2 separate regions of the Homo sapiens genome follow, and region 2 is linked to region 1. Evidence: chromatin contacts called from ENCODE POLR2A ChIA-PET data. All regions are on one chromosome and are shown on one strand. Each heading gives the region's core, a stretch centred on a gene start or an enhancer-like site at or near the end of the contact. The rest is flanking DNA. Distances are from core to core; before and after follow the strand shown.

The links. ChIA-PET counts read pairs that join two places held with the same protein, here RNA polymerase II (POLR2A).
Region 2: POLR2A ChIA-PET joins it to region 1 with 16 read pairs in GM12878. The contact joins two enhancer-like sites. POLR2A ChIA-PET finds 5 or more read pairs at or near these places in 2 of 52 experiments (GM12878 and activated CD4-positive, alpha-beta T cell).

Annotation. Positions count from the first base shown.
Region 1 is chr1:149,992,917-149,998,552 of GRCh38, reverse strand. All of the region lies in intron 1 of OTUD7B (OTU deubiquitinase 7B), which reads left to right. Among named protein-coding and RNA genes, the nearest start is that of OTUD7B, 15 kb to the left of the region's middle. Within about 2 kb of position 2,517, at least 6 of the 41 ENCODE cell types and tissues checked have a DNase peak (open chromatin) inside an H3K27ac peak, as active enhancers do.
Region 2 is chr1:150,406,537-150,412,337 of GRCh38, reverse strand. All of the region lies in intron 1 of RPRD2 (regulation of nuclear pre-mRNA domain containing 2), which reads right to left. Among named protein-coding and RNA genes, the nearest start is that of RPRD2, 45 kb to the right of the region's middle. RefSeq lists a silencer at 755-978. Within about 2 kb of position 1,402, at least 3 of the 41 ENCODE cell types and tissues checked have a DNase peak (open chromatin) inside an H3K27ac peak, as active enhancers do.

The DNA.
Region 1 (5,636 bases), core at 1,268-3,767:
GAGAAGAGAGAAATATAGCGGGGAAACATTCAAGGTGGAGAACCAGTGAGCTGAGCTCACCTTGTTTTGGGGGCAGGAAAAGTAGTTTGTAGCACAGTGTTTTACCTAGGAGGGCAATAAGATCAGTAAAGTTAGTAAAGTTAGAGAGTTAGATAAATTGGAGTGAGACTTAAATCTCAGCCAAAGGAATTTGGTTTTTATACTTATACTGAAAAATCTCTGAGTAGGGAATTGTATTGTATGAATTAGTATTTTAGGAAAACTGATTCAGCCTTGTGGTATAAAATAGAGGAAAGGATACCAGTTAGAGGACTGTTATAATAGTCCAGGAAAAAGACTGTCTACAAGGGTAATGGTAATGCAGAAAGGGGGAGAGATTTGAGTAATTTGAAGAGAGATAAGGGGAATTTGGTAACTGATTATCGTGAAAAAGGTTAGGTAAGAATGATCACACATTTTCAGTCTGGGTAATAGCAATAAGGAGAGCTGGGTTTGGTGGGTTTCTGATGCCTCTCCGAAGTGGGGTACCTTGGTAGACAGCTTTGAAAGGTACTGAGTCTGGCTCAGCATTCTCAGTGGATACTGAATTCAGGGTTTAAGTAACTGGTTTATGTTTGCATGCCTAGTAAGTAGTAGGACTTGGTGTGTATCGTCCGTTCTTTTGATTGTTGTTTAGTGCTCTTTCTACTAGATCACATTGCTTGAGAAGAGATGGGTCAAGTGGTTAAAAACAGAACAATGCCTGGAAAACAAAATGGGAAGTTGAAGACCACATTATGGTGAGGTTTAACCACAAGCTGTTTCAGTTCCGTATGGGTTTTCCTTATATTTAGACACAAAATGTGTGTACTTAGTCTATCAGGCTCTTAATGCAATAGTGGCCTGGGTTTCTTAGAGCTATCTTCTGAGATTCAATTCGTCATATTCAAGGGGAAAGATTTCTTTAGATTTTGGATTTAAGTGCATAGTCTCTCTGACTCCCAATTTGAAGATACAATTAGTGTCCCCCCACTCTCCCTGCAAGAAGGTAGGCTTGCTTGAGTTGAAAGCTGTGGGTGAAGTAGCCTCAAAGGCCCATTAGTCTTTTTTTTAGTAAAAGGAAGAGAGCTTTAGACCCAAATCTTTGAGACTTATTTACCCTGTCAGCAGTTAAAAACAATTTACTGACATAGATCTTATTACCTGAAAGGGAGAGTAAATACTATAAATCAATTGAGTATTTTTGCTAATAGGAGATTTTTTACAGCGTTGAATAGCCTTAGATCTTTTGTATTTGCTTTTAAAATACATAGTCAGGCATATTTAAGATGTGACTCGTTCCTACCCCTTTTCTTGTTTTCTTCTTTTGCCAGACTTTTATCTATGTGATAACAGATACTTGAGGATTGAAAATACAATTTTCTGAATCAGCTAACACTTGTTATGCACCTACCGTAAGGGACTGGCACTGTTATTTAATTTCGTCTGCCAAGACTAAATATTCTCGGATTTTTTGACTAGGAACTCAGCTGCTTCCTGGAACTCAGCTCCTTGCTGTCACAGTTTTAAGCATTTTTAAATGTTTTCTGCTAGGTAATGCTCACAAGAAATCCTTGTGCCTGTTATTAAGCTTCTAACTCCAGAATAAGCACCAGTCATCCTAGGTATGGCCCATGATGATAGTAATAAACATCTTCTAATGCTTGGCTTCTTCCATGCTTATCCTATCTTATTCGTGGCCACAGCTCGTCTGTCATAACTTCTGACCTGGCTGGAGAATAAAGGGAAGAAAACTTTACTCTTTAGTAGCAAGATCCTAGCCTGAGTTATACTAAACATTTTATATAACACCTCATTTATACTCATAGCAATGCCATAAAATAGATACTGTTATGCAACCTTACAGATTAATTCATTCAAAGTATGTATTAGTGTGATTTAGGCACTGTTTAAGGTCCTGAGGATGCTATAGTGAATGTCAGATGAAGTATCTGCTAAGCAATAGAGACGTTAAATAATTTACCCAAGGTCACAAATCAAGAAAGTAACAGGTAGGATTTAGATATAGCTCTAACGGATTCCAAAAGGAATGTCTGCAACCATTGTTACATTATGCCACTGTTTACATATATTGGATGTTCTCTGTGAATATATAAAGGCATAAAAATAGGTGGAACCCCAGTTTTTTTTGTTGTTGTTGTTAAAAATGGTCTTGATGAATCCAAGAAAGAAATGTGTCTTGGTGCTGAAAAGCATACTTGCACAATAATGCTTTTCCTCTCTTCCCCTTGCCTCTCCCTTCTCCCTCTCCACTCACTTGTACCTGGGTATAAACTGGACAGTGTGACCTGCTTTGGCATTTGAATGAGTTTGTGCTTTGAGAACTAGGAGAATGTTGTTTGCTTGTTTCTTTTTGGCTTCCTGAAAGTTCGTGCCTGCTTGCAGGTTCTTTCTTGTAGCACAATGGTGAGTAATGTGTTGTTAACATTGTAATGTGGTCATGCGAGTTGGAATTTTTTTTGTTTTCCCTCAGTTCTCTCTGATGAGTATGCAGGTAGGGACTCTTGAGTCAAACTTGCCTGCTCAATTCATTCAAATAGAAAAAGCTTTCTGTATTCAGAGGACTAGAAAAGAGTTTTGAGGTTGGAAACAATACCAAGATCCAATGTCTTTTGCCCAGCTGAAATTCAGTTTTGTTAGCATTCTAGGTTTATTCTTTAGCTTGTGCTATCTAAGAGAGGACTTGTTTTAGATTACGGCCACTATTACCGTGTGCCATACCTGGGATGTGTGGTCTTTACTCTGGAGTTAGCATCTTCAGAACAGGTGCAAGGATTTATTTTGAGCATTATCTCGTAGAAAGCATAAAAAAAATGCTGAAGACTTAGAGCGAGTAGCTGAGTTCCAGTAGGAATTGAGTTCCAGTTAAGTTCTAAGGATTAATTAGGTGGGATCAAGGTTGCCAGTGTTTTTTTTTGTTTTGTTTTGTTTTTTTGAGGTGGAGGTTTGCTTTGTCACCCAGGCTGGAGTGCAGTGGCACGATCTTGGCTCACTGCAACCCCTGCCTCCCAGGTTCAAGCGATTCCCCTGGCTCAGCCTTCCTAGTAGTTGGGATTACAGGCACGCACTACCATGCCTGGCTAATTTTTGTATTTTTAGTAGAGACAGGGTTTCCCCATGTTGGCCAGGCTAGTCTCTAACTCCTGACCTCAAGTGATCCACCTGCTCAGCCTTCCAAAGTGCTGGGATTACAGGCATGAGCCACTGCGCCCGGCCAAGGTTGCCAGTATTAGAACTGTCTGGTATTGGAAAGCTAATCAATTTAGTATTGGGGATCCAGGAGTATCTGGGCATAGTTGATGAGGTTAGCGAGATGATTTATGTGGATGTATCTAACCCACAAGTAATGCATGGTACTTGGATTAGGTGCACAATAAACGTTAAATCTTCAAAAGGTCCTTGAATGCTAAATGTTGTCAGTTTGTCTTTCTAGAGCAGCTTCTTTATTGTTAGTATTCCTTCTGTAGAAGAATATTTATTAAGTATTTAACTGTGGGTAAAGCATTTGGGAAAAAGATTGAGGTAAACAAAGATTTATAGTGTCAAATTCTTGCTGAGACTGTAATCTTAACATTTATACACTGAATCAATTAGACCTAGCATTTAAGGGGATAATTTACAGGGAAATTTTTTCTGTGATGTTTGCATTGCTAGAGTCAGTCCAATGCTTTTTTGATAGAAATAACTTCTTGAATTGAAAATGCTTGCTCTTCAATTCCAGTTAAATTGGGTTTGATTAGCCAGGCATGGTGGCATTCGCCGGTAGTCCTAGCTACTCAGGAGGCTAAGGCAAGAGGACTGCCTGAGCCCAGGAGTTTGAGGTTACAGTGAGCTATGATCGTGCCACTGCGCTCCAGCCTGGTTAATAGAGCAAGACTCTTGTCTCTTAAAAAAACAAAAAATTGGGTTTTTTTTTTTTTTTTTTTTTTGAGATGGAGTCTTGCTCTGTCACCAGGCTGGAGTGCAGTGGTGTGATCTCAGCTCACTGCAACCTGACCTCCGCCTCCCAGGTTCAAGCGATTCTCCTGCCTCAGCCTCCCAAGTAGCTGGGTTTACAGGCGCATGCCACCACACCTACCTAATTTTTGTATTTTTAGTAGAGACGGGGTTTCAACATGTTGGCCAGGATGGTCTCGATCTCTTGACCTCGTGATCCGCCCACCTCAGCCTCCCAAAGTGCTGGGATTATAGGCGTGAGCCACTGCGCCCGGCTGGGTTTTGTTTTTGATGTTTGAGATAATTGCCTATGATATTTCCTTTTATCCCCTCTTCATTTTTTTCAGTGAATGAGGTAATAATACATTTGAAAGTATTTTATGAACTGCAAAGTTAGCACTTGTTATCACCACCACCACTACCAATAATAGTGTTAAAAATAATAATGGGATAGGACTCACTCTTAGAAGGGTTGGTTTCTTGGATTAATTTCAAGAAGGCTCAGAACACAATGGATGTTTACCAGATGGCTTGTGTACTAATTGATACCTTTTGTAGTTTTTGTGGAAAGGAGAAGGAAAAACAGAAACCTTCACTGAAAACTTGGCCTATGTAATTGTGGTCATTGTGAAGCATTGCCCATACTACTTGTACCCACTCAGTATGGGGCAAGAAAGTTTAAACAGGATTTACATGTTTGACCCTAGAGGCTTAGAGTACATTCTATTGGAAGCATCTGTCTGCACAGGAAGCAACTCATCCCAGTTTTGGTAAGATCAACCACATTCCTATAATACAGATATTATATAATAGATATTTTAAAATGTATCGATGTAGATCAGTATCTGCTTGTTTTCCCAGATTAGTAAGATTAAGGAAACAGTGCCTTTGACCAAAATATTTGGTTAGATATTATCATAAAAAAACCTTTACAGTCAATTTCTGATGATTGACATTCTTGGAGAGGAACACATGACTTTAATAATCCAAAGGAGTAAATTGTTTAATAAATTTGTTTAGTAAATTGAAAAAGCCTCTCACCTTTTAAAATTTCCTCTTCATCTTTTTCTGTCTCTGGTCTGGCACTTAATAAACCTTTTGTTAAGAAAGTTGGCTGATATCTATCTTGGGGTTTTCTCTGGAACCAGTCCATTAGATGAACTTTTAGAAAGCAGAGATAACGACTTATTGGCTGATGCATCCCCTTCACTTAGCAGCCTGCCTGGCATTAAGAATGCTTTTTGAATGATTGAGTCAGGATGTTAAGGTTTTCATCAGGAGAGAATTGCAGTGACCTGGGCACTACTGTACTGATGGTGGGCCTTCCTCAGGGGAAGAGGAAATATTGCCTCCCTACAAATAAACTTGAATAAATGTGAATGTGAGGGAAGTTATTGCTTTGATGCTTTCAGGCTGTATACTTTCTTTTTTTTGAGACAGTCTCTGTTGCCCAGGCTGGAGTACAGTGGTGCGATCTCAGCTCATTGCAGCCTCCACCTCCCTAGTTCAAGCGATGCTCCTGCCTCAGCCTCCCTTGTAGCTGGAATTATAGGCACGTGCCACCATGCCTGGCCAATTTTTGTATTTTTAGTAGAGATGGGGTTTCCCCATGTTGGCCAGACTGGTCTTGAACCCCTGACCTCAGGTGATCCACCCATCTT
Region 2 (5,801 bases), core at 153-2,652, 410 kb before region 1:
ACTCTAGTCAGAGCACTTTGGAAATTCTGGAGGAATGAAAAAAAGTGGTTGAGGTAATCTGGGAAAATGCTTAAAGGCAGTGGTCTTTAAGCACCCTATACTTTTACCTACTATAGCATTTATCACATTGTAGTGTACTTGTCTGTATCCTCACTGGATTATAAGCATCCAGAAGACTGGAATTTCTCTTGTTTACTGCCTTATTCTTTTTTTTGGAGACTTAGTCTCACTCTATCGCCCAGGCCAGAGTGCGGTGGTGTGATTTCGGCTCACTGCAACCTTCGCCTCACAGGTTCAAGTGATTCTTGTGCCTCAGCCTCTCCAGCAGCTGGGATTACAGGCGCTTGCCACCATGCCCGGCTAATTTTTGTATTTTTAGTAGACAGGGTTTACCACGTTGGCCACGCTGGTCTCGAACTCCTGACCTCAAGCAATCCACCCACCTTAGCCTCCCAAAGTGCTGGGATTACAGGCGTGAGCCACCGCGCCTAGCCTACTGCCTTCTTCTTTTGTTTGTTTCGTTTTTTTTTTTTTTTTTTTTTTTTTTTTGAGACAGTCTAGCTCTGTCGTCCAGGCTAGAGTGCAGTGGCGCGATCTTGGCTCACTGCAACCTCCGCCTCCCAGGTTCAAGCAATTCTCTTGCTTCAGCTTCCTGAGTAACTGGGACTATGGGTGCGCATCACCACGCCTGGCTAATTTTTGTATTTTCAGTAGAGACGGGGTTTCATCATGTTGGTCAGGCTGGTCTAAAACTCCTGACCTCAGGTGATCCACCTGCCTTGGGCCTCCCAAAGTGCTGGGATTACAGGCGTGAGCCACCGCGCCTAGTGTACTGCCTTCTTCTTTTGTTTGTTTCGTTTTTTTTTTGTTTTTTTTTTTGAGACAGTCTAGCTCTGTTGTCCAGGCTAGAGTGCAGTGGCGCGATCTCGGCTCACTGCAACCTCCGCCTCCCAGGTTCAAGCAATTCTCTTGCTTCAGCTTCCTGAGTAACTGGGACTACGGGTGCGCATCAGCACGCCTGGCTAATTTTTGTATTTTTAGTAGAAACGGGGTTTCATCATGTTGGTCAGGCTGGTCTAAAACTCCTGACCTCAGGTGATCCACCCGCCTTGGACCTCCCAAAGTGCTGGGATTACAGGCATGAGCCACTGCGCCCCGCCTATAATTTTTAACTTATTTAATACTTTCTATATGCCAGGGACTGTTTAAAGAGGATACAGATATTAACTTACATCCTCACCACAATTCTATGAGGTTGGTACCAGCCTGAGCAACACAATAAGACGCTATCTCTCCAAAAAAAAATTTTAAGTTAGCCAGGCGTAATTGCATAACTGTAGTCCTGTTACTCAGAGGCTGACGTGGGAGGATCACTTGAGCCTGCGAGGCTGAGGGTGCAATGAGCCACAATCGCCCCACTGTACTCTAGTCTGTGTGACAGACTAAAGCCAGGAAGGAGCCCTGAGCCCTCACCAGAGACCAAACTGGACCTTGATCTTGAACTCTGCAACCTCTAGAACTGTGAGAAAATCGATTTCTTTGTTTAAGCCACCCAGTCTGTGGTATTTTGTTATGGCAGCCAAGCTGACTAATGCAACTGTTTAAGGAATATCCTTGTTTTTAAGAAATGAACACCAAAGTACTAAATAGGGCAGCATGTCTGCAACATATGCTCAAACAGTTCAGAAAAAAAAAGTGTGTGTGTGCCTGTAGAGAGAGCAGTAAGAGAGATAAAGCAAATATGTTAAAATGTTAATAATGGGAATCTGAGTGGAAAGTACACAGAAGGTTTCTGTAATACTCTTGAAACTTTTTTAACATCTGAAATTATTCAAAAATAACAAGTTTAAAAAACATATACAGACTCCAACCACTACTTACTACCTCCATCACTGCCTGTGGTCTAAGTCACTATCATCTTTTGCTTGAATTATTGCAGTAGCCTCCTACCTAGTCTCCCTGCTTCTACCTTTGCCTGGCTTCAGTCTAATCTCAACTCAGAAGAGAGGGTGATCCTTTAAAAATATAAATTGATCATATTATTCTACTTCTTAAATCCCTCCCATAATGGTCCCCTCTTTAACAAGAGTAAAGTTCAAAGTCCTTACAATGGCCTAGAAATCCTAAACAATCTGGCACTGTGTTATCTTCCTGACCTAATTTCTTCATCACCACTGATTCCATTGTAGCCACAGAGGCCACCTTGCTGTCTTTACAAGGCCTCCAACACACCTGGGTGAGTCCTTGCTTCACGGTCTGTTAAGCTCACTGTTCTGGAACTTTCTTCCCCCGTTTTTCTCATGGCTCGTTCAATCACCACCTTTAAATCTTGCTCAAATGTTCCTTTCTCAGTGAATATGTTCCTGACTACCTTACTTAAAACTGCAACATCAGGCCAGGTGCGGTAGCTCACGCCTATAATCCCAGCACTTTGGGAGGCCAAGATGGGTGGATCACCTGAGGTCAGGAGTTCAAGACCAGCTTGACCAACATGGTGAAACCCCCTCTCTACTAAAAATACAAAAATTAGCCGGGTGTGGTGGCATGCGTCTGTAATCCCAGCTGCTGAGGAGGCTGAGGCTGAATCGCTTGAACCCAGAGGCGGAGGTTACAGTGAGCCAAGATTGCGCCACTGCACTTCAGCCTGGGTGAAAGAGCAAGACTCCGACTCAAAAAAAAAAAAAAAAAAAGAATTGCAACATCAAGCCAACAACACTCTTACCACCCTTCTTTGCTTTATTCTCCCAAATAACACATAATTTTCCAATATACTATACAATTTATTTTTTGCCTATCTCCCCCACGAGAATATAGGCTCATAAGGGAAAGGATTTTTGTCAGTTTTATTTACTGCTGAATTCTCAGCACCTAGAATAGTGCTTAACACTTAGTTGGCGTTCAGTAACTACTTCTTGAATAAATAAATTAGGAAAAAAAAAGAGAAGGAAGACAAGAAAAGGGGAAAAATAGAGTAGTCCTCTATTCAGTTTGGCTAACAATCCCCTAAGACTTCTCTGTAAATGCACAGCATTAGGTAGGGGCTAGGTACAATGAGGTATTCTAGGGGCTGTTGCAGAAGTTAATCTAGATATAGTCAGTGTTCTCACAACATCAATTCCTCAACAATCTACAAGCTAAGCATTCAGCTTTAATTATTATGCAGAAGGGGAAAGGAATTAACAATAGGAAACTGGAAGGTTACTGATTTAAGTCTAAGTACCTACAAAATAAAACTGTTAACTTGGTAGGAGACGGGTTAGATAATTTTTAACTTGAATTATTTACATTTTATGTCTACCTTGCCTTGTTCCAACAATGGGCTAAGACAGCTGATACAGTGTTTTCAATCCATGTAGTCTTTACAGAAAACAAGCATTATGGTATAATGGAAAGGGCATCAGCACGAGAGTCCAAAGATCTGAGATGTAACCCCTGAAAAAGATTCATTTTCATTAGCTTAGGTCTGTCTTCATTTGCAAAACAGGCTGTAGAAAGGAAAAACAAAAAGAAGAAAAAGCCACATGGACAAAAATGTTATTTATAGTTGTAGAAAAACTAGAAGCAACCTAAAGAATAGTAACAGGGGAATAGTTAGGTAAAGGTGCATCCATATTACGTGGATAATAAGTACATGTCTATAAATAACATGAAGATGCTTGCATGAGAGTTAGTGAAAACACAGGAAAGAAAAATGTACATATACCATTATGTAAAACACTATTTAAATGTATATGTAAAGGTACATCCATATTATATGGATGATAAGTACATGTCTGTAAATAACATGAAGATGCTTGCATGAGAGTTCGTGAAAACACAGGAAAGAAAAATGTACATATACCATTATGTAAATTATGTAAATACACTATTTAAATGTATAGGCGGGCCAGGCGCGGTGGCTCATGCCTATAATCCCAGCACTTTGGGAGGCCGAGGCGGATAGATCACCTGAGGTCAGGAGTTTGAGCCCAGCATGACCAACATGGTGAAACTAAAAATACAAAAATTAGCTGGCCGTGGTGGCGGGTACCTGCAATCCCAGATACTCGGGAGGCTGAGGCAGGAGAATCGCTTGAACCTGGGAGGCAGGGGTTGCAGTGAACCAAGATTGCGCCATTGCACTCCAGCCTGGACGACAGAGTGAGACTCTGTCTCCAAAAAAAAAAAAAAAAAAAAAAATCATATGAATATTTTAAAATAAATGTTATTTTCTAAACTTTCTATGTTACAATTATAATACCTTTATATAAAAAATAAAAGCATAGGCCAGGTGTGGTGGCTCACACCCATAATCCCAACATTTTGGGAGGTCAAGATGTAAGGATCGGTTGAGCCCGGGGGGTCAAGGCTGCAGTGAGCCATAGTTGTGCTACTATACTCCAGGGTGAATGACAGGGCAAGGTCCTGTCTCCACACACACAAAAAAACCCATATAAAATAACTAGTTTAGATTAGATCGTCCATAACATACCCTCTGGCTTCAATATCCTATGATTAAATAAATATTTAACTGTAAGGACACTCAGTACAAATAATGGCAGTGTCACTTGAATATTTAAATAGAAGAAAACAACATCTTTTTTCAAAGAATCTACATCTTCTCTTTAAAAAGATAAATCTCCCAACTTCCTTAAAATCACTTAGTTGCTTTGTTGAGGGTTAACAAGAAAAAATTATCTGAAAAAGTATCAAGGTAGCAGAAAGAACACTGAACTACGTAGAAAATCTGAGTGCCATACTCCTCCACCACTATGTGAGGATGAGTACATTATCATTCAAACTGTTACATTTTGAGAGTGAAAGGGCATCACATCAGGTCAGGTGGTCACATACGTTAGGCTGAGCTAAGACGCAACTAGCCTAAGTCTATGTAAAATGAATGTACTCAAAAAAGTTTCTAAGGCCCCTTTTGGATCTAAATGTTATAATTTTATTTCTTTTTTAAGAACTGAAAACACTGAACAAATGGTGCTGTATGTATAGAAGTCAGAGATGCTTTGTTTACTAAATAATGTATTTTTTAAAGGAGTACCTTAATTTCTTGCTTAGGGATTCAGACTTACAATTAAGTTTATCTGGGGAGATACTAATGAATGAACTTAAAATGTACCTTAAACTCCTCTGATGAGATGTTCTTGTTGGGACTGAGAAACAATGAGAACCCTAGCACTGTATGTGCCATACCCAATAACCAAAAGTATTATGTGAATACCATATGCTCTACAGAATGAAGTACAAAGAATATACTAATACAGAAATTAGAGACATCAAGAGATGTACATTACTAGAGGTCATACCATATTCGAACTTACAAGAATTTACTGGCTAGGCATGGTGGCTCACGCCTGTAATCCCAACACTTTGAGAGGCCGAGGCGGGCGGATCACCTGAGGTCAGGAGTTCGAGACCAGCCTGATCAACATGGAGAAACCCTGTCTCTTACTAAAAATACAAAATTAGCCGGGCGTGGTAGCACATGCTTGTAATCCCAGCTACTCGGGAAGTTGAGCCAGGAGAATCACTTGAACCCAGCAGACGGAGGTTGCAATGAGCCGAGATCACGCCATTGCACTCCAGTCTGGGCAACAAAAGCAAAACTCCATCTCAAAAAGAAAAAAAGAATTTACTTGTAAGTACTTGGCAGGGCGTGGTGGCGCATTCCTGTAATACCAGCACTTTTGGAGGCCTAGGCAGGAGGATCATTTGAGGTCAGGAGTTCAAGACTAGCTTCACTAACATGGTGAAACCCCATCTATAGTAAAAATTAGCCAGGCATGGTGGCAAATGCCTGTAATCTCAGC